Regions from separate parts of the Mus musculus genome. Here all the other regions are linked to region 3. The links are chromatin loops, found by intact Hi-C in ENCODE. Cell type or tissue: left cerebral cortex. All regions are shown on one strand.

Region 1 (5,000 bases), 750 kb after region 3:
GGCCTGCCAGAGGCAAAGAAGGCCAACAGATTTCCAAGTCCATATTGTAAAGGTTGTATGAGAAATACCTCAAACTACTCAGAATGGATTAAGTAATATATACAGCCTCTGCTATTCTTATTATCTTGCTGCTTCTCAGATTACATGATGAAAGCACATTTATTGATTTTTTTCTTTATGCCATACTTAATACAAATCACATTGGTATTTTCAAAATAACAGCAGTAAAGCCCCACACCTTATCTTTCAGATGAGCTATTTCTTGACATTTAGCTGAGTGGCAAAATATCCCTTTAAATTTGGTTCAGTTTAACCAGGAAGGCCCTGAGGCCCATAGTGGGCAGCTTGTGCCTATACATCATACTTTCTTCCAGGCTGGAGATAGGAACAGCTGTGTCTTGTTGCCCCCATTGGATTTCATGGGAATTTGCCCAGTTTCCACGGTAGACTTTGTCCAACACTGACTAGAGATAGTTTTACGTTCTTATACATTGTATGGCTTGGCAAACTGAGTTTGCCAGTTCCCTCTGGTGTCTGTAGTGGCAAAGTCAGGTGAAGACAGGAGGCAGGAGACAGCTACAGGTCAGACCTCAGACATGAACTCTTAAAAGGCATGTATGTGGATGTTTCAAAGCTGTCCCTAAATCGGGGAAGTTTAGATTTTGTTGTGGTAGAGTCTGTAAAAAGTCAGATTTACTCGAGCTTACCTAAGGTCTGGCATTTACTAGCCTGTAGAAATGACTAACACTCAACTATACTCTCACTTATTTCCTCTGCGAGGTCTAAAATTTCTCTTTTCTTGGTATTGAGTTCAGACTCCAGGGACTTCTCTTTGTAAACAATGGAAGTAAAAATGTTTTCTTGATCACAGCTGAGTCGTTCCAGCCAATCTCAACTTCACACTGGGTGTAGAACCTGGTGCCCAACTCCTCCCACTTTCCAGAACTTTTGTAAAAGTTGGAGAGAAATCCGGTGGAGGTTCCCTGGTCCCACCTTTAGACTGACAGCCACCCAGAGGTAGACAGAAACCATCAAGAATGGAACCTCTCTGCCAAGTTGTGGGAAATTTCTTCCGATCAGCCCTTCTCAGTAGATTTCATCCTGCCTATGACCTCAGGACTTTTTTTTTTTCTTGTCTCTATGTAAATTGCTATCTTTTCAGAGGTGCCTGACAGCCAAGTTTTGCAGGGCCTCCATTTGTACAGAGCTGTTATTATGGGATAAGTGTAATGGCTCGTGAATTTTGTGGAGGAAGGGAGGGTCTCCAGATGACTTTGTACAAACCAGCCACGGACCTACTGACTCCACAAGCAGTGCATTAGGCTAAATATTTTTAGCCCATTGACTCTAGAGGTAATAACCCTAAATGCATCATTAAATTTTCATGGGTGAATAACAGAAGCTACAAGAAAAAATCCCCCTCCCCAAGAAAAGCCCCCAAAACAAGCCACCGCTTTAGCTTTATTATCGCTCAGCTGGAGGGCAGGAGTGTGACCCCTCAAAAGAAGAGTAAACTTAAAGCAAGTATTTGGTTCTCTTCCTTTGCTCTCAGGCACCAGGCTCCCAGAGACAGGCAGTAGGTGATTTTCACACTCCCCCTTCCCACCAAGCTTTCAAGCCTCTGGAGACATGCGTGCCACACTGGCGTTGACAAAGCCGAATCCAATCTCAAGGTGGAAGAATTTCCGACTAATCCAATTATTTTTTGCCACTCGGTGTTCCTGAGATCTTTTTGTAAGGTAGGACCCGAAGAGCCTTCTTCAGCACAACAGGTTCTAATTTACAGGAGGGTCTACTGCCCTGCATTCTAAGAATGGAGTAGGGAAAACAAGTTAACTGGGGCCTGCGTGCCCTCAGGGGCACAGGAGGCTGCCTAGAGCGGATTGAAATAGTGACAAGTGCGGAACAACTTTGCCTGGGAAGCGGCAATAAAAGGCGGGCTGGAGCCGGCCTGGGCGGCTGGGAGAGGACGCCCCCTTCTGCCAAGGGGCTCGGGGCAAGAAGCTCGCGCGGCCTCCGCTTGGCTCTGCGCCCGTCTACTTGTGAGCATAGAGGCTTGGCTAAAAGCAGGCGCTGGAGAATCAGCAGAGTCCTAGAGGGGGCTGCAGCGGCTGCCTAGGAGCGTGGCGGGCTCCCAGCGCAACCCCCAACCCCACCCCCTGCGACGAACCGCAGGGCGGGGACCCCAAGCTCTTCGCTCCGATCGGTCTCTACTCCCGGGATGGGGGGCGAGCGAGGGGGCTGGAGGAGCGCGACCGCGAGCCGCGGCGCCCCCGCTCGCCTGCTCGTTGGCTCTTCCCCTTCGTCGGCGCCGCGGCGACTCCGCTGAGCTGTCGCTCGGAACGCGTTCCGGCGGCGAACAGAGCGCCCTGGCGGGAGAGGGAGCCGGCGAGGAAGGGCTTGGGACGCTCAGTGGCAGGTGAGCGGCGGGGCTGGCGCGGGGCGGGGGCCGCGGGAGGAGGCGGGTCTGCGCACCGCACGGGGGCTGGTCTCCTCCCCCTGCTCTGACGCGCGCCCGTCGCTTCCCGGGGAGGATGGACCCAGCTCGGCGCTCACCCGGGCTTCCCCGGGCTGGAGAGCGCGTTTGAGTGCGGCCGCCCGCAGGGCATGGAGAGCCGTGTCCCGGGCGGCTGCGGCAGCCAAGGAGGATGCTCCGGGGGAGCCGAGGTGAGAGGCGCGGCGGGGGGCACGCGGGGGACCCCGAGTTGAGCGGGCGCAGGTGGCCCGCGGGGACACCCGGCTTCCGCGAGCCCGGGTAGCTCGGCTGGGGCCCGCGAGCCCGGGTACGGAGGAAGGCTTTCGGGGCGCTTCTCTAGGGAGTTTGGCGCGAGGTGCCGTGCACTAGCGAGTGCCGCAGTTTTCTATCATCTCCCACCACTTGCTTGGGAAGCTACCCTGCGTCTCCTTTCCGGTTGGTCCCCACTTCCTTCGTCCTACTTCTGAACACTCGGGATCCTCTCTTTAGGCTTGCCTACCCGAGACCCCCTGTGTTCTCCTGCGGCTCTAGCCACCCAAGGCTGCCTTCTCCCACTCTAGAACCTGCGGAGTTCTCCCTAAGCTTCCTCCCTGTCTTGCTGGTGCTACCCGCGGGTCGGACCTCTTCCCCACTCCGCGGAACCTGCACTTCCCTACATCACAGCAGCGCTTTGGCTCTGCCTCGACCACTCCATTAACTGGACCCATCCCAATCAAGCCAACCCTTTCCGCAGACACCGGCGCTGGACCGAAACCTTTCTTCGGGTCCTGCGACCAGGTGTTCCCCGTCGCGCTCCCTCCACTATTCAGTCCTCAGGCCCTTGGTCACCCGCCACTCCCCTCGCATCCGGCCCTCTTCTACCATAACTCTGTACCCTACTCTCTCGAACGCAAGATAAGGATTTTTCATGCTGGGGAAACTTTGATTCTTTATGGTTAGTCTTGTAAAGGAGCCCTACGATTCAGTCCAAGCCACCAAAGGAGCCTGGAGTCAGGGAGTCCTGATTTAGGGGTAGTTTTGTGTTAAGGCTCCCGGAAGGTACTTGGTGATTCTACAAAGTGTATTTCCACACCCTGCTGGTCACTGCTTCTGCTGTCTGCATCCCGCAGAGTATGCTTGTGACCCCTGGTGGGAGGGTGAGTCTTTACTGCACTTTTAAAGGCGCTTTTTCTTTCTTTCTCTATTTCTTTTGGGGTTGGTGTTAGTGGACTCGGCGGGGTGGGCAGAGAAAGCTGCTTTGCAAACTGGTGCGGCTAGGCTGCCACACGGTCTAGTAGTCCACCCTGCACGCCCTTTCACGTTGGGAACCCGCCCCAACCCCCATCTGCATCACACAAGTCCTCATTGTTGGGGGTCTGCGGGGTATTTCCGCCTGGGCTATGAGAGTGAAGGAATGGTATGGGGGCGGGGAGCCCAGGGCTCTAGGCGACTGTCGGGAGCTGGAGACTTGGAGAGCGCCGCGGCGCGGGCAAGTGCTAGTTCGGAAATGTGTTTCTGAGGCAGGATTCGTGGCCGCGTGGAGGGGCGGAGGGGGGGGGGCGGAGAGGGAGGGGGAAGGGAGGGAGGAGAGAAAGAAAAGAAAGAAAGAAAAAAAAAGAAAGAAAAGAAAGAGAGCTCGGAGTGGAGGAGAGATTGCGGAGGCTGGATCGCCATTCTCTGCTCAGAGGCCTCCTAAAGGATGCCACAATGCCTCCCAGTGCCAAACTCCGGAGGTGAGAGCATCCTTGCCACTGCTTCCCCCTTCTCTGATTTCCTTGTGGAGCTGGCCCATTAGACACACTTTCACAATGTTGATGGTTTTGAATGAAGGCTTTGTGGGGGCTCTACTGACACTTCCCAACACTTAACATGTTTGCAAAGTAATCATATAAATTAAAGGTGGCTTACGTTCAGAACCTTCTAATTATCCAGTTCACGCTTGTACATTCATGTGCCAATTATGGGTCTTCGGGAAATCCATAAAATTATAAACCATCCCACCCCCTGAATTAGCACCCATTGTTTTTTATTATCTCCAAGATGAGCAATTCTGGATGGAATCCTGAGTTGCACAGCGAAAAAGAGAGATGTGCTATGGGGTGAGGTTAGACAAACGCCCCCTTCCCATCTCTTTTCCTCCCTATCTTGACAAGGCTTCGTGGCTCTTCTAGAGACTGAAAGGGATCAAAGATTTTCTTGATTTCCCATTGAGCTGGGCGACCTAATCAAAGCTGTATAAAAGTCAACTTCTAAGCAATCAAATTGTCTGCTGCTGTCCTTGATTGAAACCCTAGCATTCAAATGGAGTATTGAAGAACTCTCAGAAATGGCTTTTGAAGTGCTATTGTTCTTTTCCATACACACGGGCTCTCGTAGAGGTTTAGGAAGTTCAAAATGCAGTGATGTGAAAGCGATGTGACTTTGTAACTATTTGACAACGCAGGATCTGCAGCGGGAGAGAAGAGGCCAACGTGGGGGAAGCGACAACATGTTACTATATTCCTGGGAACTGGGTAGCTCTCAAGTGGGTACATTCTTTTACTCA
Region 2 (5,000 bases), 63 kb before region 3:
CACCTCAGAATGCTGTTTGATGCTTGCCAGGATCTGCATATGCTTCTCTCTCCATCTGGAAAATTTTTCTCCGCTCCCCTCTCTCTGGCTAACTTTCCAGCATCTCTTATGAATTAGCTCTGGCCTGAGGGAAGGACGTCAGCTGTGTGATTGATTCACCAGTGCAACCCAAGCTCCAGCATGCTACTTGGAAGGCAGCATAAACCAAGAGATCCTACTTGTCTGCAGGAACAAGTCAGTCTCTTCTGGGCAACATGGTTGTTGATAACCACCTCCTGGATCCCTTGCTGGGAGGGGTCTGCATCTGAGCCCATGGTTTTCCTCTATGTCCTGTATCCTACCTCTAGATTCTAAGCTTCTTAAGCATAGAGGCCATGCTCACTCATCTTTTAGGTCGTTGGTGTCTAGCATAGGCCCCCCGATGCAGTGGATACTAAATCAGTGCTGAATAATAAACAATGGGACTGAAGTAGATGGTTTCTGCTCTCAGACACTGCCTCATTGTGAGTGATTTTTTTCTCTTCCCCTTTCACTGGGCAAGGAAGTCTCTCTGCATCTACAGATCGACTACAGCAACTCAATGAAGAGTTATTACTTGATCTGTAAAACAAGATAGCTTTGTAAGAAAGGGGTGACCTTGGGAATGGTAGTTCTTCAAAATCCAGCCTTCTAATCTGACAAATGGGCATTAAAAAGTCTCGAGTGTTATCTCATGGCTGGGCATTATGGATATTTGACAAGGACTCAGGTTATCTAGTTAATAGGGAGATGGCCTTGGGAATTAAAAGTGAGGGAGTGGGTCAAGCAAGGCAGAGAAAAGATTTAATAAAAGGCTTCTATGGACAAGATGGGCCTAACCCTGCTAGAGGCCCTCGGAGGAACCTTGCCTTACTGTCTAGAGATGGGCTGGAAGCTTGACAGCTGTCCTCCTCCCCTCCTGGCTTAACTTTGGTCCTGGGGGATTGACTTCCCCTTTGTTCTATAACTAAGCAAACACTGCTTTCCTCTCTCAACCCTGGGATAATGGAGGAACAGCCCAGCAGAGAAAAAGCATCACACATAGACTTGGGATATTCTTAGTATGCTGGAAAATGAAGGCTAGAGCTGCAGGTCGGCTCCAAGGTGGACCACAGAGGAAAGGACTGTCTGTAGAGAGTGTATCTGTCTGCCAAATGGCCCATCCTATCAAACGGTTTCCTTAGAAAGTAAGATGATTCGTTAGCCTAACATGTGATAGAATACCAGGGATATGAAGTATGACATTGCCTTACATTTCAGCAATGCCCCATCCCCCTACCAAAGAAACTTCCTACCCCTTCTAGCCCTGTCTTTCAGCCTCTGTCCTCCCATAGCAGACTGCTGCTGTTGAATTAGCCTCATCAAACCCAGCTTGCTTTGTTCCTGAAGGATCCTGGAGGAGCCCACAGAGCTCTGGTGACGCTCATTATTTCTCCACGAGAATCGGAGACCTCCAGTAATGAGGGCTCACTCTGGCATGTCTTTTTTTTTCCTGTCAGAGAGCCAGTGCCGCTTTTCCCACCCTGTCACCAACTTGAGGAAGGCCTGACCATGGAGGGGGTGCATGGGAGAGCTGATTTTTTCTCCTGCACAAGGAGCATGCTACAGTGGGGGTCCTCCTGTCACAAACTACCCACCAAGAGGTGCATGGGAAACCAGAGAGCCCTTGATTATGAAGCTTCTCTGGCCTGTCAGCTCCACAGCCAGGACACCTCAGACTTGGTCTCGTAATGAGATTTTTTGGTGTGGCTCCTTGCAGGCTTTCTTTACACGCCGAGGATCTGGACGTGTTTCCATTAGCAGGGCCAGTTTTAGTTTAGTTGCCTACAATTAACTAGTCTGCAAATGGTGAGGCTGGGTGATGCATTGACCTACTTGATAGAACTCTCTGGTAATGACGATGCCTTGATCTTCATTTGAAGAAGTGAGGTCTTAAATATTCATATGTTTTGAGCCAATGACTTTATTTCTTGGCATGCTTTGTAAGGAATATAAAACATTTTTCCAGCAGAGATGCTTGTCCTAAAATTACTTGTACGTGGAATGGCGAACAACAATAAAGAGGGCAGTGACCAAATCTTATGTAATCGTGTGGAAAAATCATACTAACATAATGTTCAGATAAAAATAGAGATTTTAATATTAAACTGCAGCACAATCATCCCAGTGAAAATGAGCAAAATAAAAATAGCCTATAAAATGTTTTATCAACGGTAGTAATTTTACGGATTTTTTTTTTTATTCTCTGGACTTTCATGTCTTTTTATGTTAAGCACACACTTCAGCTCAAATGACACTTCTTTTTCAAATGTTATATAAAACGTGCATCTGGAAATTGAGTAAATGCGGCCTTTGCAATTGAGAAAAACACATGTGAAAAAGACTAGAAGGGAACTCAGCAGAACTCACCACTGCTGAAGAGGCTGAGACTCCCTGCCCTCTGCACAGCACCCTCTTCTGGAGAGCAGAGGAGAGGTGAGAGATCCCACCTTCAGCGAATCAAGTCACAGTCTCCCGTGCTGACTGACTTCGGGCAGTTCCGATTCAGATCTAATTCAGTGAGGCAAGTGCCTCTTGGGGACTTAGATATACTTTTTTTTTCCTATATCATAAATGTTTTGTACTGTTGCCAAATTACTTTTACCATTAGGAAATGCCAAAGCACTTTCGAATCTAAAGATTCAGCAATGTGGAAATGAGTTCCTTCCAATATCGTAATCTGCTCTGGTCTATCGGCTCCGCGGTGTATTTTCCTCTCCAGAGAGGCTGTGCTTGTGGCTCTGTTTTCCTCTACCTGGTGTCCACACTGTAACTCATTATTCCACCGCTTTCAAGATGTGTCGCAGGAGGAAGGCTGAAGAAATTAGGAGTGTTGGGTTTAAGAGCAAAGACATCTAAAAATAGGCAGTGCAGATCGAGGGGAGCAAATTTGTTTCCTGAGGGCCCAGCAGGTGAGACCATGACCAGCGAGGAGAAATTGCCATTAGACAAATGTTAGCTTTCAGAACTGCATTTGATCTACACTAGGCAAAGGGGCTTTAAACACTGTCCGAGGATCAGGCAATTTTAGACGACTCCCGCCAGCTCCAGGGTCTTTTCAGATCTCATGCGTCCAAGCATCATGAGCCTCCCATGCTTACCCAGAATACATTTCTTCTCACTCTAGGCTAGCCTATTTGCAAGGCTAATATAATCAAAATTTTACTAAACTGATTGTGGTTTATTCCAAACAGTGCCTAATTCAAAGCAACTGCTCATTCCCAGCTGAGTTGGTCCCTATTGTTCTTGGGTAAAAATAATAAGTAAATAAATAAACAAATGCAATATATGAAAATCCAAACATAAGCAAATAAATTAGGGGAATAATTATTTGCAGAACAAAAGGATTCCCCACAGGGATTCCTTAAACTGAGAGCTCTCCAATAGTATTTACAGTGTAATTAAATTAACCAAAATATGGTTAACACTTGACTCTACAGTCTTTACCTAGGCCCTTCCTCTCCCTTATAACCAGAATTGATCTGATCATGGAGGCTCAGTCTTGCCTGGGGAGCTGGGGACTGAACTCCCCTCTTGAAGAGAGGAGCAGAATGTCCATGACTGTGCAAAGATGGAGATCATGACAACTTTGGCATTTGTGACACCTAGGCCTTTGCAGGGTCTTCCATTTTGTTTTTCTGCCTTGATTTGTATCGGCCCCACTTTCATTCTTGCCTTTTGGCTTCTCCCCACAGACTGCATTTGTAACAGTGAGGGTTGACGCTGAGCCTTCAGGGCGTGACAGTTCAGCGTGATGAGCTGGTGACTAGGAGCACTGGGAGTTGTAAGACCGAGGAGCGATCAAGTAAGGCACTTGGAGATTGGGTACAACAGGAGGCAGCTCCTGTGCGTGAGACGGTATTGATTGATGGGGGCAGAGGAAGAGTGACTCCAGAGTCCAGGAGTAGAGAGAGGCTGTCCAGTTGGAACTGGAGCCCAGGAGAGTGCGGCAGCCTGGGGGCTTGGGGGAGGTGAAACGGTAAGGGGAGAGAGGTTCAAAAGAGAGGTGAGACTTGGGAGAGATAGGGTTGTCTTTCCTGCCTTGTAGCACATAGCCCTGCATCAAGCTGAAAAGCAGGGATAGCAACAAATCCTAGGAAATGTCTGCAGGGCTCAGCTGCAGTGAAAGAGTAGAACAGATGATGGATAGGAAGCAGATGTAGGTATGAGCCAGTGGCCTTGGCATGACACCTGACAAACTGAATTTGTTGAGATGGAGACTGAGTTCACTCAAGACCTCAGGGGCCAATATAAAAACAGTACTTTAAGAAAGCAGTGACTGTACTAGCAACTAATACTTGTCCATTGCTTACTAATAGTCATTTGTGTCTTCTGTGAGTAGGACAGGAGTCCCCTTTTGTGCAAAGATACATGAAGGAATATAATTAATGCTCACACCAACCAGATGAAGTTCCTACTGTCATCATCATCTCTTACTTTTTCAAGTAGGAAAGGGAGACACAGAGACATTACCTCATTGTTCTGGGCCACAGAGGCACTAAAGTGTTGAATCACTATTCAAATGTTAGCAGTTGGGCTTAGGAGCCCCTGTGATTAACCTTGCTGATCTACCTAACTATGAAGTCCTTAACCAGTTCTTGTTAGAAATTTCTCTAGTTAATTTCCTTGCCCTGGAAAACAAAACAAAACAAAACAAAACAAAACAAAACAAAACAAAACAAAACAAAACAAAAACTAGACAACCCATTTCACAGAACTGTTGTGAGATTAGGTGTAAGGATATCAGCTCAATGTCTGGCAAACAGAAGATAATCCGTTTCCATGCTCAGAGAGATCCCCTGCTGGGAGAGATCATGTGATCAGCTTTCTGAGTCAGACCCAGTTAGGTCTCCTCTTTCCTTTGCAGTCTCTGATCCCTAGCACCTCTCTTTCAAGACTCCAATTTCAGATCTCACTCATGTCTCTCATGAACATTTTGTGGT
Region 3 (5,000 bases):
TGCAGTGGTAATATAGAAGTCAGTTTCTAAGACCATGTGGCCTTTAAGATCTCTTTTGAATTTCAACAGCTCAAGCTTGGGGCTTGAAGGCCATTGGAGAGGAGTGAAATGTATTGAGTCAGTGCGAGGGAAGGAATTGGCTATTTTAGAAATCTAAGTTCTGGATCTCCATTGTATTAAACTCCTCTGGGTTCTAGAAGTCAGCAACACCATCAGGGCTAAGGACATCCAAAGCACACAGACATGAGAGGAATCAAGTTCCAGCTCTGCTGCTTCTCCTAACCGTGTTGAGCTCCTTTAATGGTCACAGGTCACACTACCCAATCTTGCTTGTTTTAACTCCCAGGGCTTTGGTGGCATGTTGTAGTGGATCTCGTGGCTTTTGAAAACTGCTGTGGTCAGACATGTAAGGGACTGATCATGTTTCTCAGCTAAGAGATCCTTTCCTGTTGCTAAGAGAGAAGAGGCTGTTTTCTTCTCCTACCATCTCTGGCTTTACAAATCCCCTCCCCCCAACCTCCAGCCCCCTTTTCCTTTCTATTTTTTGTAGCTTGGGAGCTTCATAGGACAATTGTTGTGTATGCTTCAAGCTGGATGAGGGTGGCGGACAGGAAAACATCAAAAGGATGGAAACAAAATGGAAATCTGTTTTCTGCTTGAGAAGATGGCAGCCGGGTTCAGGGACCAGCATTGTGAATGCAATCATCACCACACATCTGAAAGAGGCATCAGGACTCCGTAGTTCTGACATGTCCAGGAAAGGCAGTTCCTAGAGGGAATAGAGGGCATGTGTGGTGCTTGGGCTTCTGGAGGACCCAAAGTAAAGAGATCTTAAAGATGAAGTTAACAGTCATTTAGTCCCTTGGGTACATCTTCCTGGTATCATTTTATCAACACAGTAAGTCATGAGAATATGTAACCATTTACATCTTCTGGTTGAGGAAAGGATATTTAGAGAGTGGGTTGGGATGGCTCATGTTCAGGCTCCCTGAACTGCTCACCAGTGGCTTTTACTCCCAATCTCTTGTTGGATGAAGGAAAAGTTGATGTGGTTTGTGATTATGGAAGTCAGGAGATGGTGAGGGACTTTTATCCAGCACTGTTGGATCTTCTTACTGATTCTTCTTCCAATGGCATTTGCCCAAGTTCTCTCCAATCCACTATCTCCATAGCAGCCAGAGTGAACTTTTTTTTTTTTTTTTTGGTTTTTCGAGACAGGGTTTCTCTCTATAGCTCTGGCTGTCCTGGAACTCACTTTGTAAACCAGGCTGGCCTTGAACTCAGAAATCTGCCTGCCTCTGCCTCCGGAGTGCTGGGATTAAAGGCGTGTGCCACCACGCCCGGCCAGAGTGAACTTTTACAAATCAACCCCACAGGGAATGCTACACCACTCACATCCCTAACTCCAGTGCCAAATCTACTTACTGACCTCTGTGGAGGTGAACCTCCCTGTCAGATGGAACCACCCACTCTATATCATACCACTGGGTCATTACCCTTGCTGCTTCCAGCTACAGGTGTACCCTCCTCCATCTTAGATGCCCTCAACTCATTCCTGCATGGGACATTTGCTCTGGCTGTTTCTTCTGCCCTGGAGATGAGGAGATGAGGTCCTACTGACGTAGAACTTGGGTTAGCAGTTATGACCTAAGCAGGTTCCTACTTGTTCCAGTTCCCTAGGTGTTCCGGTTGTTGTTATTGTGATAAAACACTGACCAAAGCCAACTTAGTGGTGTTACTTCATCTTATAGGTTTCAGTCCATCATTGAGGGAAGTCAGAGCAGGGACCTGGAGTAGGAATGGAAGCACAGACCATAAAGGGACTCTGCTTACCTGCTTGCTCTCCATGGCTTGTTCAGCTTACTTCTTAGACAACCCAAGACACCTGCCCAGAAGTAGCTCCACTCACAGAAGGCTGGCCTCTCCCACATTAACCCTCAATCAAGAATGTGGCCGGAAGACACGCCCACAGGCCCATATAATGGAAGCAACATCTCAGTCTGAGGGTCTCTCTTCCCAGGTGACTCAAGTTTCGTGTCAAGTTGACAAAAGCAAGCTAAGTAGCATCTCCAGTCACTTCACATTGCATGCCACCATCTATTTCAATCTTGGTGATCAATACCACTCAACAACTCTTCTTGATTTACTTATTTTCTGTGTCTTCACTGGAGAGAAAAGTCCAAGCCAAGCTGTACTCTACTCTATAAAATAGGGATTGGCATAGAACCGAGGTACGCTCACGGCAAATATTTACTGGGTTGTTGCTGACAGTTGTTGAGGGAAGGCAGGCTTGCATTGGAAGAAGGAAGAAATTAAGCTTTGTTTAGGGAGTTCCACTCTGTTTATCTCATTATATTCTCACCACAACCTCACAGAAAAGCTCATCTGATTCCCATTTTATTGATGAAGCAACAGGGACCCAATCCTCTGGTGCGGGCTGCCTCTCTCAGTGCCCACAAGCCTGCTCCCAAGGCGGCATCTAGAAACCACGTGCAATCAGGAGGGTGCCTCTGTAGCAGTAACCTCCCGTGCAAAGACCTTCCCTGGGAAGTGGCAGTTGGAAATGAGTTTCCATAATAAACCTCTGTTGCTTGCCCTAAAGCTCAGACATTCTAGGGAGCAGAGAGCCTAAGGAGAGCGCTGCGGGGAGACCAGTGATGGTTATAGACGATGCTGTGGTGATTTAGGAGGGAGTGGCAATTGGGTGCTGAGGGTCCTTTCCTGAGCAGAGCCCACACTGTGGCCAGGTGCAGCCAAGCCACTCTTGCCGGCGCTCGTATCCTTAGTTAGGTGGCGAAATGCTGATGGGCTCTCCTATTCGGGGGAATGCGGTAGTGATGTATAAGGTATGAAAGATGTGGCCTGCAGAGAGCCGGCACTATCTCTACTGCTGCTGCTGCTGCCACCGCTGCCTTTGCTGCCGCCACTACTGCCGCCACTAGAGCTGCCGGGAGTGAGCCTCCCTTCTTCCAGATACCCAGCTCCGTTGCATCTCCCGCTCCCTGGCCCCGCACGGACCTCCCCGCCCCAGGGAACAAAAGCAGAGTCCGGTCGCCCTGTTCTGCAGCCAGAGGATGATGTGTCGAGAGGGCTGAGCAGAGTGTGGTCTTCAGCGGCTGGAAGGTAGGAGAGGGTGTTGCGCCTGGCGGCCGCGGCGTGGAAAGCTAGGGTGGGCGCGCCAGGGCAAGGATGGCTTCAGTCGTCCAGCCGTCGGGTGGGCGCCTCATGGACCCTGCAGGGTGGTGGTCTGCAGCGCCGCGGCCGCAATGCCCACTGCGGGCCGAGAGTCGCGTTCCCGCAGCCACGAGGGAGCCCCTGCATGGGGACTGGAGGCGGAGGAAAGAAAAGTCTGAAGCCCAAAGCCAAGCGGTGGTGGCTGCAGAAGGGCTGTCCGCAGCTCTTGGACTTGGTGGCGCGTTTCGCCGCGCTGAACGGCCAGGCGGCGGCCGCAGTGTGCGCAAAGTTTTGGGTAGCGCGCAAAGGCGCAGGCAAGGGCCGCGCACAGAGGGGCAAGTTGTGGCCAGAGAGCTAGGGCGACCCTCAGGACAACCAGCGGGGTTTGCCTAAGAAGGGGACAGGTGGATTCTGCTCCCCTCCAGCATAGAGGAGACTGGGTTGGAGCGGCGTCGTTTTAACCCTTTGGTCCCCGGGGGAAAACAACTTCATCCGTGTTGGAGCCTGCTGGACCCTGGCCGCTTTGAGGCTCCTGGTTTGATCCTCCTGTGGCCGTGCGCAATTCTCTGCTTCTGTCGCGTTTTCATTTCTAGCCTCTTAGGTTTTAGCTGGCCTGGGGTCTTTCCCTAGGTCTGTATCCCTTGGACCATTGCGTACATGTTTCTCTATCTCCTCGCTAGATTGACTCTTGGATGCTGCTTTGAAAAATGAAATGATTAATCAATTAGGTTAGTGGTCAATTAGGCATAACCTTGTAGGAAAATAATTATGTCGGGCTCTCAGCTTCCACCGGTGATGAGGTGGGAATCGAGCCCAGGTACGGGGGCTGTTCCCAAATAATAGTACTGGGGCGGGGGCGGAGGGGGGGGCGGTTGCGTTCTGGAATTTAAAATTAAGAGGATGGTGACCACCCACCAAGGTGGTGGGAGTCAACGGAGGAGTGTGTGTGTGTGTGTGTGTGTGTGTGTGTGTGGTGTGGTGTGGTTTGTGTGTGTGTGTCTGTGTGCGTGCGCGCTTGCTTCAGTTTTTGCTGAGAAAATTAACCCTTGACAGACTAGTCTGGGTAGACTTTTCAGGCAACATGGTGTATCCAACGGCTTGAAGGAAAGGTGTGTCCCCTTGCATGCCTGACCCCCTAACACACACACACACACACACACACACACACACACACACACACCCTTCCAAGCGGCTCCCTCTGCGAATCGCATCACCTCGTAGTGGCTTTGCTGAGCTTCGGGAGGCTGAGTTTAGGGGACTGCCTCTTAGTTTCATGTAGAAAGAATCGCATCATTGCAGACAGAGCTTTCTGTACACTGCTTAGCAGAACACATATCTCCCCCGATTGTGTTAAATAAAACCGTTATTAAATGGGAGCAAAAGGGAGACAATCTGTTTCCAGGGCTGGGAAGTTCTGCTGCATAGTGAGGCTTTTTTTTCCCCCTTTCTTTTTTGGAACCACTGGTGGGGTTTGGCACTGCAGTATTACAATACAGCCATATTAAAAAGGTCTTCAGAGCTTAGAGCCCTCCACCGCCGCAGGCTCCTCTTCTATACACTTCCATGATCAACAGCTCCTTTGCAGGGTGCATGCAGTGGATTCCAAAGGCAACGTGCTTTTTAACCCCTTTATGTGTCGAGCTTAAGCTGCTTCTGTCTGTTTAGGCACCTGCTTATAAGGTAGTAGAATCCTATTCAGAAGGCAAAAACCTGGAGGTGCGTCCTCAGATAGACAAGATTTTGCAACAGGTCCTATGTTTGAGGTTTCGAGTAATGGATCCCTTTGGCGTTCGATGTCAGGGCTCCCTTCTCTAGCGGTGATGTGA

What was found. Peaks named below come from ENCODE experiments on the same cell type or tissue, not always from the same donor. Only the 100,000 strongest peaks of a DNase experiment are listed, where the experiment ranks them.
Region 1: it touches region 3 in a loop (5-fold over the local background); 2 of 42 quality-filtered maps call a loop at or near these places.
Region 2: a loop joins it to region 3, with 2.2 times the contacts of the local background. A loop is called at or near these places in 2 of 42 quality-filtered maps.

Annotation. Positions count from the first base shown.
Region 1 is chr4:104,365,051-104,370,050 of GRCm38, forward strand. The region is part of intron 4 of Dab1 (disabled 1); the gene reads left to right. Among named protein-coding and RNA genes, the nearest start is that of Gm36661, 340 kb to the left of the region's middle. In left cerebral cortex, CTCF peaks have their summits at 1,990 (motif pointing left), 3,593 (motif pointing left) and 3,921; DNase peaks (open chromatin) are centred at 1,651, 2,003, 2,482, 2,814 and 4 more places; H3K4me3 peaks cover 3,377 bases; H3K27ac peaks cover 2,766 bases.
Region 2 is chr4:103,553,345-103,558,344 of GRCm38, forward strand. No RefSeq gene overlaps it. Among named protein-coding and RNA genes, the nearest start is that of Gm25877, 31 kb to the right of the region's middle. In left cerebral cortex, a CTCF peak has its summit at 2,470 (motif pointing left); DNase peaks (open chromatin) are centred at 53 and 2,447.
Region 3 is chr4:103,616,623-103,621,622 of GRCm38, forward strand. Dab1 (disabled 1) reads left to right here and starts at 2,878. Exons shown (of 18, transcript NM_001369047.1): 1 at 2,878-3,123. Gm36604 (a long non-coding RNA gene) reads right to left here and starts at 2,432. Exons shown (of 3, transcript XR_376479.3): 1 at 1,834-2,432. In left cerebral cortex, CTCF peaks have their summits at 2,939, 3,456 and 4,623; DNase peaks (open chromatin) are centred at 2,894, 3,387, 4,232, 4,428 and 1 more place; H3K4me3 peaks cover 2,356 bases; H3K27ac peaks cover 2,208 bases.